Regions from separate parts of the Homo sapiens genome. Here region 1 is linked to region 2. Evidence: read pairs that join two places in POLR2A ChIA-PET (ENCODE). Cell type or tissue: A673. All regions are shown on one strand. Each heading gives the region's core, and the rest is flanking DNA. Links, peaks and the distances in the headings are about the cores only.

Region 1 (4,927 bases), core at 1-4,000, 150 kb before region 2:
AGTTGCCTAGAGCATCTTGTATAAAGCCACTCTTGCACTGTAGCTTGGGTCGGCAGCGGAAGGATCCCAGAGTATTCTGACAGATAAAATCGGGGAGGCAGTTATGAATACCACTCTCACACTCGTCAATATCTGGTACATCATAAAAAAAGGAAATTGTTAGCAAGAGTCCTGCCAGAAGCATCTTACAACACTTTAAAATCACAAGAAAGCTTTTTTCTAATGCGCATTACTCAGACTATAACCCAAAACATTCTAATAGAGAAATCATACACAAAAAAGACTTCACTGAGCCAAATCGTGCTCCAGTTGCTAAAGACTTAAAAAGCTGACTTTTTTTCCCAAGGCTCTTATGAGGCAAACTGTCTGTTATAATAAATCACCCTGGCATTTTCCTGGCAGGTATATATATATTAGTATTCATTCAGGCTAAGTGTATGTTTAGTTTAGATCATAAAGCAATTATCTTAGTGGCAACAAACACAGTCTCTATAAACATATCCATTCTGAAGTCTTCACAATAATCCAGATATTAACAAGGGTTACAGTCATGATGGGATGTGATGGGCTGCCCTTCCCTTGAAGTTCATGGCTGTCAAATGGTCAAATGTGTATACTCAGCTGGCTTGGCCACTGGGCTCTAGGGGTCCAAACCACCCAGCTGGTGTGTGGGGGTGGGGAGGACAGAATTTGCTCTGTGGCCCTCAGATGTCAGAAGGGGTGTGCCATGCTTTGAAGTCACTCTCATGATACAGTGAGTGACATTTTTACACAAGTGGATTTGTCCTTCTGAAAGGCTTGAAACCCTCTGCAAAACTGTGTTCTAAACGATCCTCATCAGAGCCTCCCCATCTGCCAAATAACACCTAAGGCTTGGCGGGGAAAGGCTGGCAGCCAGAAATGCCATGTGTTTATGCAGTGGAAGGGGATATGCTTTGAACTTCAAGGAAGCCTGGATTTGGATGGAAGGCAGCTGTTGTGCAAAAACAGTTGTGGGATTTTTGTTTTTGCTTTTTTTTTTTTTTTTTTTTTTTTTTTTGTAGAAAGTACATGTGAGAACCTGAAATTCATCCCTGGTCTTGATTTTAAATAGTCATGCACTGAGCCTTTTTAGAAACCCAAATCTGCCATCGTTTACTCTGCACCATAAGAACGTAAATCTTTCCTAACAGCTGAACTAGCTGGCACCGGTGCACTACTGTCAACTTTTTCAATGTTCTGAACATTATTGGCAAGCACTTTCACCTTCCATCCCACCTGTCCAGACACCCTGGTGGGTATAACCACCTCCCTCCTGCAGATGAGCAGGCAGTCGCCCAGGCAGCCACAGAGGGCGCAGGACTGCGGGAGCCCAGACCCCAGAGCTGCCCTTCCCACCGCGCCGTATCTACGCCTGGAAGACCAGGTTTGCAGACTCGGAGCGCATGCTGTACCTTTGCAGCTATTGTCCTCTGTGAGCTCATAGCCAGTCCCGCAGCTGCTGTCCCGCTGGCAGCGGAAAGAGCCCACTGTGTTGATGCAGGATTCTCCAAGCCGGCAGCTGTGGCTGCCCGTGATGCATTCATTGACATCTAGGAGAGACCGAGGCAGTGCGGGGGTGACCAGCAAGAACGACCCATCCTAATACATCCTAGAAAGGAATGTGCCAAAGCCACGGTGGAAGTGCTTCCCTGCACCCTCGCAAACTGAGCTCAGGTCCACCATGTGCACATCCGGGCTGTGGACTGCACGGAGTCGAAAGCAGTGATTTCTCTCCCCTGCTAACGTTCATATCTACTGCTTTTTCTGAGACTGTAGTTATGTGGTCCTCAAGAACCCCACGGAGGGGCAGCATCTTCTCCATCTCCCCCATCTCACAGACGCGGGGGCCAGGAGAGGCTGAAGGATGTGCCCAAGGCCACTCAGCAGATCCTGGATCCGGAACCTGGTTAGACCCCAACTCCATCCTCTTTCCCAACCCCAGTGCTTATATTGTCTTGGAGGGAAGTCTCGGCAGGGGCCTCTGCGCTGCAAACTCCAGCGAACACGAGAAAGCGCGTCCTGGGCTGCTCTCCACCCCTGAATGGGGTCTGGGTTGTAGAAGGCAGGCCCTGGTCAGTCCTCCAGCACAGAGCTCCCAAGCACAGTGACCGGCCAGTCCTGCTGGCACCTGGGATAGGGACATTACCTTCACAGGAGACACCATCAGACAGCAGCTGGTAGCCCACGAAGCAGGAGCAGACCACCTCGTCACCCGTGTCTCGGCACTGCTGCTTGCAGGGCCCGCCTCCTGGAAGCACAGCGTGCATGAGCCAGGGATGGACGCACCCAGGCACCGCCTGGTTTCTAGCTCCGTTCAGGCTGGGTCATAGAAAACGCCCTCTGGGCAGACGAACCCAGGAAGGCAGGCTGACCTGGCTGGAGCCCACCTGCTGCCCTACTGGGAGACCCCCAGGCTCTGGCTCTGGACACCCCCCAGGGGCTGCTGCTTCAGGTCCCAACCTCCCCGTCTGGAAAATCAGGTGGTGTGCAGGGTGCCCTTTGTAGGCTGGGGTGGACCTGGAAGGGGCGAAGCAGAGAAGAGCTCACTGCCGGTCACAGACATGGGGGTGTGGGCTCCACGTGGAAGGCCAGGCCCCAACTAGGCCTCATGTACCTGCTCCTCACTGAACTCTCGAGCTGTCCCACTGCTCCAAGCCCACTACCATGGCCTCAGTTCCTGCAGCTGCCCACCTGGCTGTGGCCACAGCCTCCTACCTGGTCTTTCTGCATAGCCCAGAAGCACCCCACAACCTGTTCTTCCTACAGGGTGGCCAGAGTGATGCTCAGAGTGCAAATCTCATCAGGATAAGCCTCAACCAGGGAAAGATTCTACGAGATACACTTCTAACTGCTGCCAGCCTGCCTGCTTCTAGGGCCCCTCTCTCTGGCCCTGTAACCCCACCTCCTTCCCCAGCCCACTGCCTCCCAGTACCCTGCTACAGTGGGTCCGTGCCCTTTACAAGGCTTCAGGTCTCCCTGAGGACCGTTTCAGGGTTATTTTCCCAGCTAATCCCACCTCCTCCTTGCAGACCAGCTCTCCCCTCCCCAGAAAGCTCCTCCCATAGCCCTGAGGCTTGCTGGGGCTCTAGGTCACTCCCTTCCTCCCTCCACCAGGCCCCTGGACAGCGCCCCTGGACCAACTGTCACTGTACACTGACTGCATCATTTAAGAATTAAACTGGCCCCTAATTAACACCCTAACCACAGGGGGAACCACTGAAAGAGCTTGTGAGGCAGATCTGCAGGTCTAGACATGCCAGAATGTTCCATGAAAGAAAAGCAGTTTTATCATATGAAAAACAAACCTGCGAGGCCCTTAGTTAAATGTGCAGACATCTCCCTGTGAGGCAAATGAATATCACCAATGGTGACAGAACCGTGGCTGGGGCTCCAGGGGCACAAAGGCAGGGAACGCTGAGCCCCCTCCTCTCCCCTGAGAGCCTGAGGGAGGCCTCTGTCACCTTCACAAGGCCTGGGGGCTCGGTAACGTGCAGGCTTTCCACACCAGCTCTGGCCCTGGGCCTGGGCCACCCTCCCCAGCAGGGCCTCACCAGGGCCCCTCCTTGGTAAGCCCACCCTTCCCCTCCCCAGCCAGCCCTAGATCTGGAAGGGGAAAGGGAAGGAGGAGCTGGGAGTCCACGACTCCTCAGGGTGGAAGTGGCTCATGGCTGGCTCCCAGCCAAAGGGTACTTTGCAGGGTAAACCAAAGCAAAACCTGGATTCCAACTTCCAGTGAGATCAGCACCGAGATTCCTTGGTTTTGCTTTTTGTTTGTTTGTTTTTTTGTTTTTGAGACGGGGTCCAGCTCTGTTGCCCAGGCTAGAGTGCAAAGGTGCAGTCATAGCTCACTGCAGCCACAACCTCCTGGGCTCAAGGAATCCTCCTGCCTTGGCTTCCCAAAGTACTAGGATTACAGGCCTGAGCCACCTTGCTGGCCCCTTGGGGTTTGTTTAAATACCAACTGATGGGAGACGCCCGAGTCTCACCTCGGCAGCGGTCATTCAGATATGGGTCCTCTTGTTCCTCCTCAACCTCAATGATCTTATCTAAGGGGGAAAAAGACCAAGTCAGACATTTATCCAAACACCCATCTTATCTTAAAAGAAACTCCCAACATTCTCTCTTCTTGTCACTATCAGGCAGTAATGCCCATTTGAACATCTTATATAAACAGCTAAGTATTAACTTTATCCTCTTTAAGCTAGAATTACACTTGAAAATGTATAATTGATATCTGATCAATTATAGGCCAGGCGTGGTGGCGGGCACCTGTAATCCCAGCACTTTGGGAGGCCGAGGCAGGCGGATCACCTGAGGTCAGGAGTTCAAGACCATCCTGGCCAACACGGTGAAATGCTGTCTCTACTAAAAATACAAAAATTAGCCAGGTGTAGCGGCATGCACCTGTAATCTCAGGTACTCAGGAAGTTGAGGCAGGATAATCGCTTGAACTCAGGAGTCGGAGGTTGCAGTGAGTCAAGATCACACCATTGCACTCCAGCCTGGGCAACAAGAGCGAGACTCCGTTTCAAAAAAAAAAGATCAGTTATAACAGAAAGACCACAGACACAAAGGCCTGTAATCATTGACTTCATGCTGGGTGATATTCCCATAGTCCAAATTACTTGACCATCTCAGCAAATGCAGTCACAGCCTTGCTAACAACCAACACACGCCCTCCAAGTCTAAAGCAATGCACGCAGTAAAAACTTGAGTCTCCTGATTGATTCTATCAAATGCTATTATGTGTTTGAAAAGGGTTATTCTCCATTTCTGTACTTATTTGTCGCAGGCCAGCACTGGTCTGGGGACCTTCTGCATGGCCCCCAGGAAACATACAGTGGGTCCATGGCACTGGTAGCAGTGGGAGGAAGGTGCGGCTGTGAAGACAGGAAGCCCTCCCAGA
Region 2 (6,056 bases), core at 970-4,969:
AAGTAAGACCAGTGATGCTACTTAGTAACTAATTATGTGACTTTAGGGAAGTTTCTAAACCTCTAGTTTTAGTTTTCTCATCTAAAATTGGGGAAATAATATTACCTATTTTATAGGGTTATGAGAATTAAATTAAGTAATAACATGAAAAATGCTATTATAGTGCCTGGCAAATAGCTCTCAAAAACTGGTAGTAATTTTATTACCTACTAGTCAATTAACACACTTAATCTGGAATGTCCAGAATTGCAAATTAACAAAAAGCAGGCACTTCTTAATGAGACATGAAGATTTCCAGTGTTAAATTTATTGACTTATCTAACATGATTAATTTTTCATACATTTTGGTGTTTCTGATCAATAATCTTAAGCATAATGTGATCACTGTCATTGAGTTCTACATGTTAAATTTAAGCTAGGGTAGTAAGTTATTAAGTGTTTTTCTTATTTTTCTGCCTAATTAACTGCACTAACATTGACTTTTGTATATTTGTATATTTTATAGAATTGATATTTGAAGATTTGTATAGTCAAATTAAAGAAGTCACATGAAGATATGATTGCTTATTCCTTCATATAACAAATATTTATGGTTTCTATCTTGTTCACAGTAACATCTTTACCCCTTCAGATTGTATCTTATTTTTATCAGTATTTCAAAATTTTAATCAGATGTATCTTATTTGTATCTTAATTATATCTCAGGAACTTTGAAAGAATTTTCTCTGTGTTTTAGATTGGGTCAAACAATTGGATAGATGTCACATTTTCACAGAAATCATCTGGTGAATCATCTGCAATTTGTGCTTTTGGTTTTCTATATACTTGATACCATGTTATAGAATTTTCTTTAGTCAAACATTGCAAGTAGTATTAAATATTTTGGTTTACTTGTTTACTTATAAACTATAGTATGTATAAACTACATACAGTATCTGTAAACTACAAATATGGATTACATCAATTCTGCTAGCTATAGTTTGGGCACCATATTTTAGTGATAACTCAGTTTTTACATATTTAAAAAATTTATGTACCAAAATTTAAAAATCCTGAATCTCTTTACATACATGTAATTATTCTATCTGTTCCACTTAACCAGAGATACAATTATTTATTTTCTTCTCCTATAGACTGGTTGGTTGTTACTCTAAAACATATATATTATAAAAAGATCTATTTATACTGTGCCCTTTTAATATGGTGAAGCAAAAAACAGACCCAGAAAAATGTCAGTAAGTAGCTGGAAAATTTGTGAAAAGATTATTTTTTCCAAAATTGCACATATTAAACAATAATGAATAAAGTGCAGGGTACCACTTTGCTGGTTACCACCTGGAATAAAATATAGTTAATCTAAAACTCTTCCTTGTATCAGGATAAATTCCAGATGAATTAGAAATATTAATTTAAAAAGTAAAACCATAAAATTTCTAAGAGAAACCATGGGAAATTTTTTCTTTTCTTTTTTTTTTTTTGAAATGGAGTCTTGCTCTGTCACCCAGGCTGGAGTGCAGTGGTGTGATCTCTGCTTACTGCAACCTCTGCCTCCCAGGTTCAAGCGATTCTCGTGCCTCAGCCTCCTGAGCAGCTGGGATTACAGGTGCCCACCACCACGCCTGGCTAATTTTTTTATTTTCAGTAGAGATGAGGTTTCACCATGTTGGCCAGGCTCGTCTCAAACTCCTGACCTCAAGTGATCTGCCTCCCAAAGTGCCAGGGTTACAGGCATGAGCCACCACTCCTGGCCTGGGAAATTTTTTCTTAATCTCAGAGACAGGAAGCCTTTTCCAATATGACAAAAAACCCGAAAGCTATAAAAGATGAATGAATTCACCTAATAAAGAGTTTCTGCATGGCAAAGACTACCATAAGAAAAATCAAAAGAAAAATGGCAAACTGGGGAAAATATTTGTAGCTCATAGTAAAGAGCAGATGTTCTTACAAATCACTATGGAAAAGAACAATAATATAGTGGGAAAATGGGCAAGGATATGAACAAACTTGTTTTCATAAGAGGAAATATAATAATTCTTAAACATGAAAATGCAACCTCACTCATATGGGAAATACCCATTAAAATTACACTGAGGTACTATTTTCACCTGTCAGATTGACCAACATCAAAATGTTTAGTAACACTTTATGGGGAAAGAGATTCTTCTGTTCACTGCTGTGGGAACCTAAATTTATACCAGTTCTGTGAAGGGCAGTTATCTCACTTGTACATTTGAGGAACTTAGCATGTAGATTAGCTTACATGTATATGAAATGATATGTGTACAAGCTTTTTTCACTGAACCATTGTGTATAATAGGAAAAATTGGAACCAACCCGGATATTGATATAAGACTAAATCAATAATTTATTGCCTAGAATTGCTTTGGGCCTTAGTAAAATGGGTTTTATATTTGTGGTTTGTTTATTGTTTGGGGTCTCTTCATAAACTAGATATTTTATTAGTAAAGTTCAGTAAGTGGCTTTTCTCATATGTTTTATTCTTAGCTTTAAAAATTGACACATTGTGTCTTTATTTGTATCTTTATGTACATTTCTCCAGGGCAAAATATTTTTACTTTTACAGACAGTAGCTCTTGATGGAACATTATTTTTAAAATCTGGAGTGATCTCTGGAGGGTCAAGTGACTTAAAATACAAGGCTAGATGCTGGGATGAGAAAGAGTTAAAGAATCTAAGAGACAGACGAAGCCAGAAAATCCAAGAGCTAAAGGTAAATCCATGTCATAAAAGTTGTAATATACTAAGTAGAATAATTGTGTTTTTAAACTAGGTGGGTTTTTTATAATAACAGTGCCAATTCTATAGTTTAAGAGTTCAAATAATGCAGAATGAAATAAAAATAAAAAATAAAAATCTTTCCCTTACTCTCTTCCTTATATCTCAGAGTTATTTACTAAACACAGTTTGATACACAGCTTCCAGAAATTTTCTTTGTGTGTGCAAGTGTATGTATTATTTTTCCTATTTTCTTTGTTTTATGATAGACTGTTGCTATAAATAGTGTTTGCAGCAAGTTTTTTGTTTGTTTTTTGTTTTTTTTTTTGAGACAGAGTTTCGCTCTTGTTGCCCAGGCTGGAGTGCCATGGTGCGATCTTGGCTCACCACAACCTCCGCCTCCTGGGTTCAAGTGATTCTCCTGCCTCAGCCTCCTGAGTAGCTGGGATTACAGGCATGTGCCACCATGCCCAGCTAATTTTGTATTTTTAGTAGAGACGGGGTTTCTCCATGTTGGTCAGGCTGGTCTTGAACTCCTGACCTCAGTTGATCCGCCTGCCTTGGCCTCCCAAAGTGCTGGGATTACAGTTGTGAGCCACTGTGCCCGGCCTGATAGGCATTTCTTAAAGTATAACTGAGGTTGGGCATTTCCTCATGAATTTAATGGTCCTCTGTAATTTTTCCTTCTGTGAACTGCTTATTTTCTCTGCACATTTTTCTAGTACATTGTTTCTTATTTCATTACTATTTTAAGAATTATTTGTATTAAGTAAATTAGTTCTTAGTCATATGTATTGTAAACATTTTTTCATTTGATTTTTAGTCAGCTTCAGGTGGAATATAATTTATATACAATAGCAGTCACCCATTGTAAGTATAATTTAGTAACTTTTGACAAATGTATGTAGTCACGTAACCATCACTGCACTCATGACATAGAACATTTTCTTCACCCCGCAGAATTCCTTTGGGTTCCTTTTACTCAGTCCCCTCTTCTGGACCCCTTGGGGCCTCACAACCCAATCTACTTTCTGTCATTATAGTTTTTCCTCTTCTAGACTTTCATATAAATGGATTCATACAGTCAGTAGTCTTTTGTGTTATGTTTTCTTCACTTAGCTTAGTATTTTTGAGATTCATGTTGTATGTATCAAAAGTTTATTCCTTTTTAATTGCTGAGTATTTCTTTCACATTGACTTTGTTCTTTTTGTCATACATGCATTTTTAATCTTTATGTAGCCAAATTTAATCTTTTATAACTTCTGGATTTTAGGATGTGTTATGCTTAGAAAGACCAAATTCTTTCTGAAGATCACAAAAGAAGTTCAATAATGCTTCCTTCTAGTGCTTTTGTGTTTTTAACATTTATATTTTTTATTCATCTGGAATTTATTTTGATGACTGGGGATCCAGCTTTATTTTTACCAACTGACTTACCATTTTACAAAAGTATCATTTGTTGAATATTGTAATTCCCTCATTTATTGAAGCCAAATTTTACAGATGCTAAATCAATATAGAATGCTTTCAGATTATTTATTTATTGTTTCTATTTAGTTTTCTTCCTTGGTTGATTCAAGCATATATTTTGGCAAGGTTACTTGACTAATTTTCATCTTTTTCTGAAGCATAAGACTACATTTTATGTTTTAATCTAAGGTATAGGAATATTCAGCTTTTAAAGATTTTAACAAATTTAGGCCTAGGCACAGAAAAAGTTCTGGGAAGATGCCAACTTAAAGCAAATCTTGCTTCCCATCCATGTCCATGCTAAGGTTCCATCTGTGTGTCACAACCTGAACCAGGTGGCAGCTAGGAGGGAATGATGTCTTGGGTTCTGAGGGAGGCTGCTGGGAAAAGCTGATATAGGGCTTCGTCTCTTTTGATGTGAAAAGTGCTTGGGTAAGAATCAGGACATAGTGGAATCTGGGGGTAAGTTAAACATTTGTCCCATGTGAAGATGCCTGGTCTTGAACCCCACGAAGCTAAATATTAGCTTAGCAGGAAGTTTGTGGCCTCCCTATTCCTGAGTTTGGAAGAGTCCAGGGATACCAGAGAGGTATCTTTTCTTCTGCCTCAGGGTGGTCTCTGTCTCAGGGTGGTACTGACAGTCTTCTCTTGTAATTACTGACCCTCAGGTATAGAAAATCCTTGTGGGGTGCTGTGATTTAGGGTACTTTAATACTCAGACATGATCCTCAGTGGGCAAAGAAATACATAAACGTATCTGAGGTGTTCTAGGAGCCAGGCAATAACTTGAACAAAAAAAGTAATGGAGCATTAAGGAAATTTAGTATAGTGTCATCCTTCCCCTGCCAATCCCCAGCGCACAAAAAGATTTCCTAGGACTAAAAAACGTACTTCTGGCCAGGCATGGTAGCTCACGCCTGTAATCCCAGCATTTTGGGAGGCCAAGGCGGGTGGATCACCTGAGGTCAGGAGTTCGAGACCAGCCTGGCCAACAGGATGAAACTCCATCTCACAAAAAAAAAAAAAAAAAGTACTTCTTTTATTGTTTGTTTGTTTGTTTTTTAAAGAGACAGTTCTTGCTCCATCACCCAGGCTAGAGGGCAGTGGTGCCATCATAGCTCAGTGTAACCTTGAACTCCTGGGTTCAAGGGATCCTTCTACCTCAGCCACCCAAGTAGCTGGGACTACAGGGGTGTACCACCAGGCCCTGCTAATTTTTTTTTATTTTAATTTTTTGTAGCGACAGGGCCTTGTTATATTGACCAGGCTGGTCTTGAACTCCTGGCCTTAAGCAGTCCTTCCACTTTGGCTTCCCAAAGTGCTGGAATTATAGGTATAAGCCACCACCTCTGGCCAAAAACATATTTCTTAACTGTAAAATGTAGTAGATGAATTGAAGGAAAGCATGTCATTGCTGAGAACCAAATTTGTAACCTGGCAGACTAAGTGGAAGAAGCTTCTCAATTAGGGTAATAAAATTACAAATATGAAGTAGGAGGAAAATAGAGACTTAGTAGATAGACTCAGGAAACTTGATGTGAGACTAATAAATTCTTGAAAGGAGGAAAAGAACATAGAGAAGGAGAAAATTAAAAACAAGAAAATTTCTCTAAGGATCAACTTTAATTGACCAGTTGAAAGGACACACAGAGTTTCACGTACGTTTGGTGGGAAAGGGCCCACAATAACACACATCTGGGTGTAACTCCTTAACCTATAGGTTATAGAAGCAATGCTAAGCTACCTGCCCTTCAAGAAAAATTCCTTATACGTTTAAACAAAAAAAAGGCTCGTATCAGACTGCAAAACTGGATGGGACTATGGAATAATAGCTAAAAGGAAGAGGACT

The links. ChIA-PET counts read pairs that join two places held together with the same protein. Peaks named below come from ENCODE experiments on the same cell type or tissue, not always from the same donor. Only the 100,000 strongest peaks of a DNase experiment are listed, where the experiment ranks them.
Region 1: POLR2A ChIA-PET joins it to region 2 with 6 read pairs; 3 of 35 experiments call an interaction of 5 or more read pairs at or near these places.

What each region holds. Positions count from the first base shown.
Region 1 is chr22:45,530,405-45,535,331 of GRCh38, reverse strand. FBLN1 (fibulin 1) reads right to left here. Exons shown (of 17, transcript NM_006486.3): 5 at 4,008-4,067; 6 at 2,168-2,269; 7 at 1,434-1,571; 8 at 1-132. Among named protein-coding and RNA genes, the nearest start is that of FBLN1, 30 kb to the right of the region's middle. In A673, for the core only: no CTCF peak of the experiment used is centred there; no DNase peak of the experiment used is centred there; H3K27ac peaks cover 1,395 bases.
Region 2 is chr22:45,380,142-45,386,197 of GRCh38, reverse strand. SMC1B (structural maintenance of chromosomes 1B) reads left to right here. Exons shown (of 25, transcript NM_148674.5): 12 at 2,585-2,731. Among named protein-coding and RNA genes, the nearest start is that of SMC1B, 30 kb to the left of the region's middle. In A673, for the core only: no CTCF peak of the experiment used is centred there; no DNase peak of the experiment used is centred there.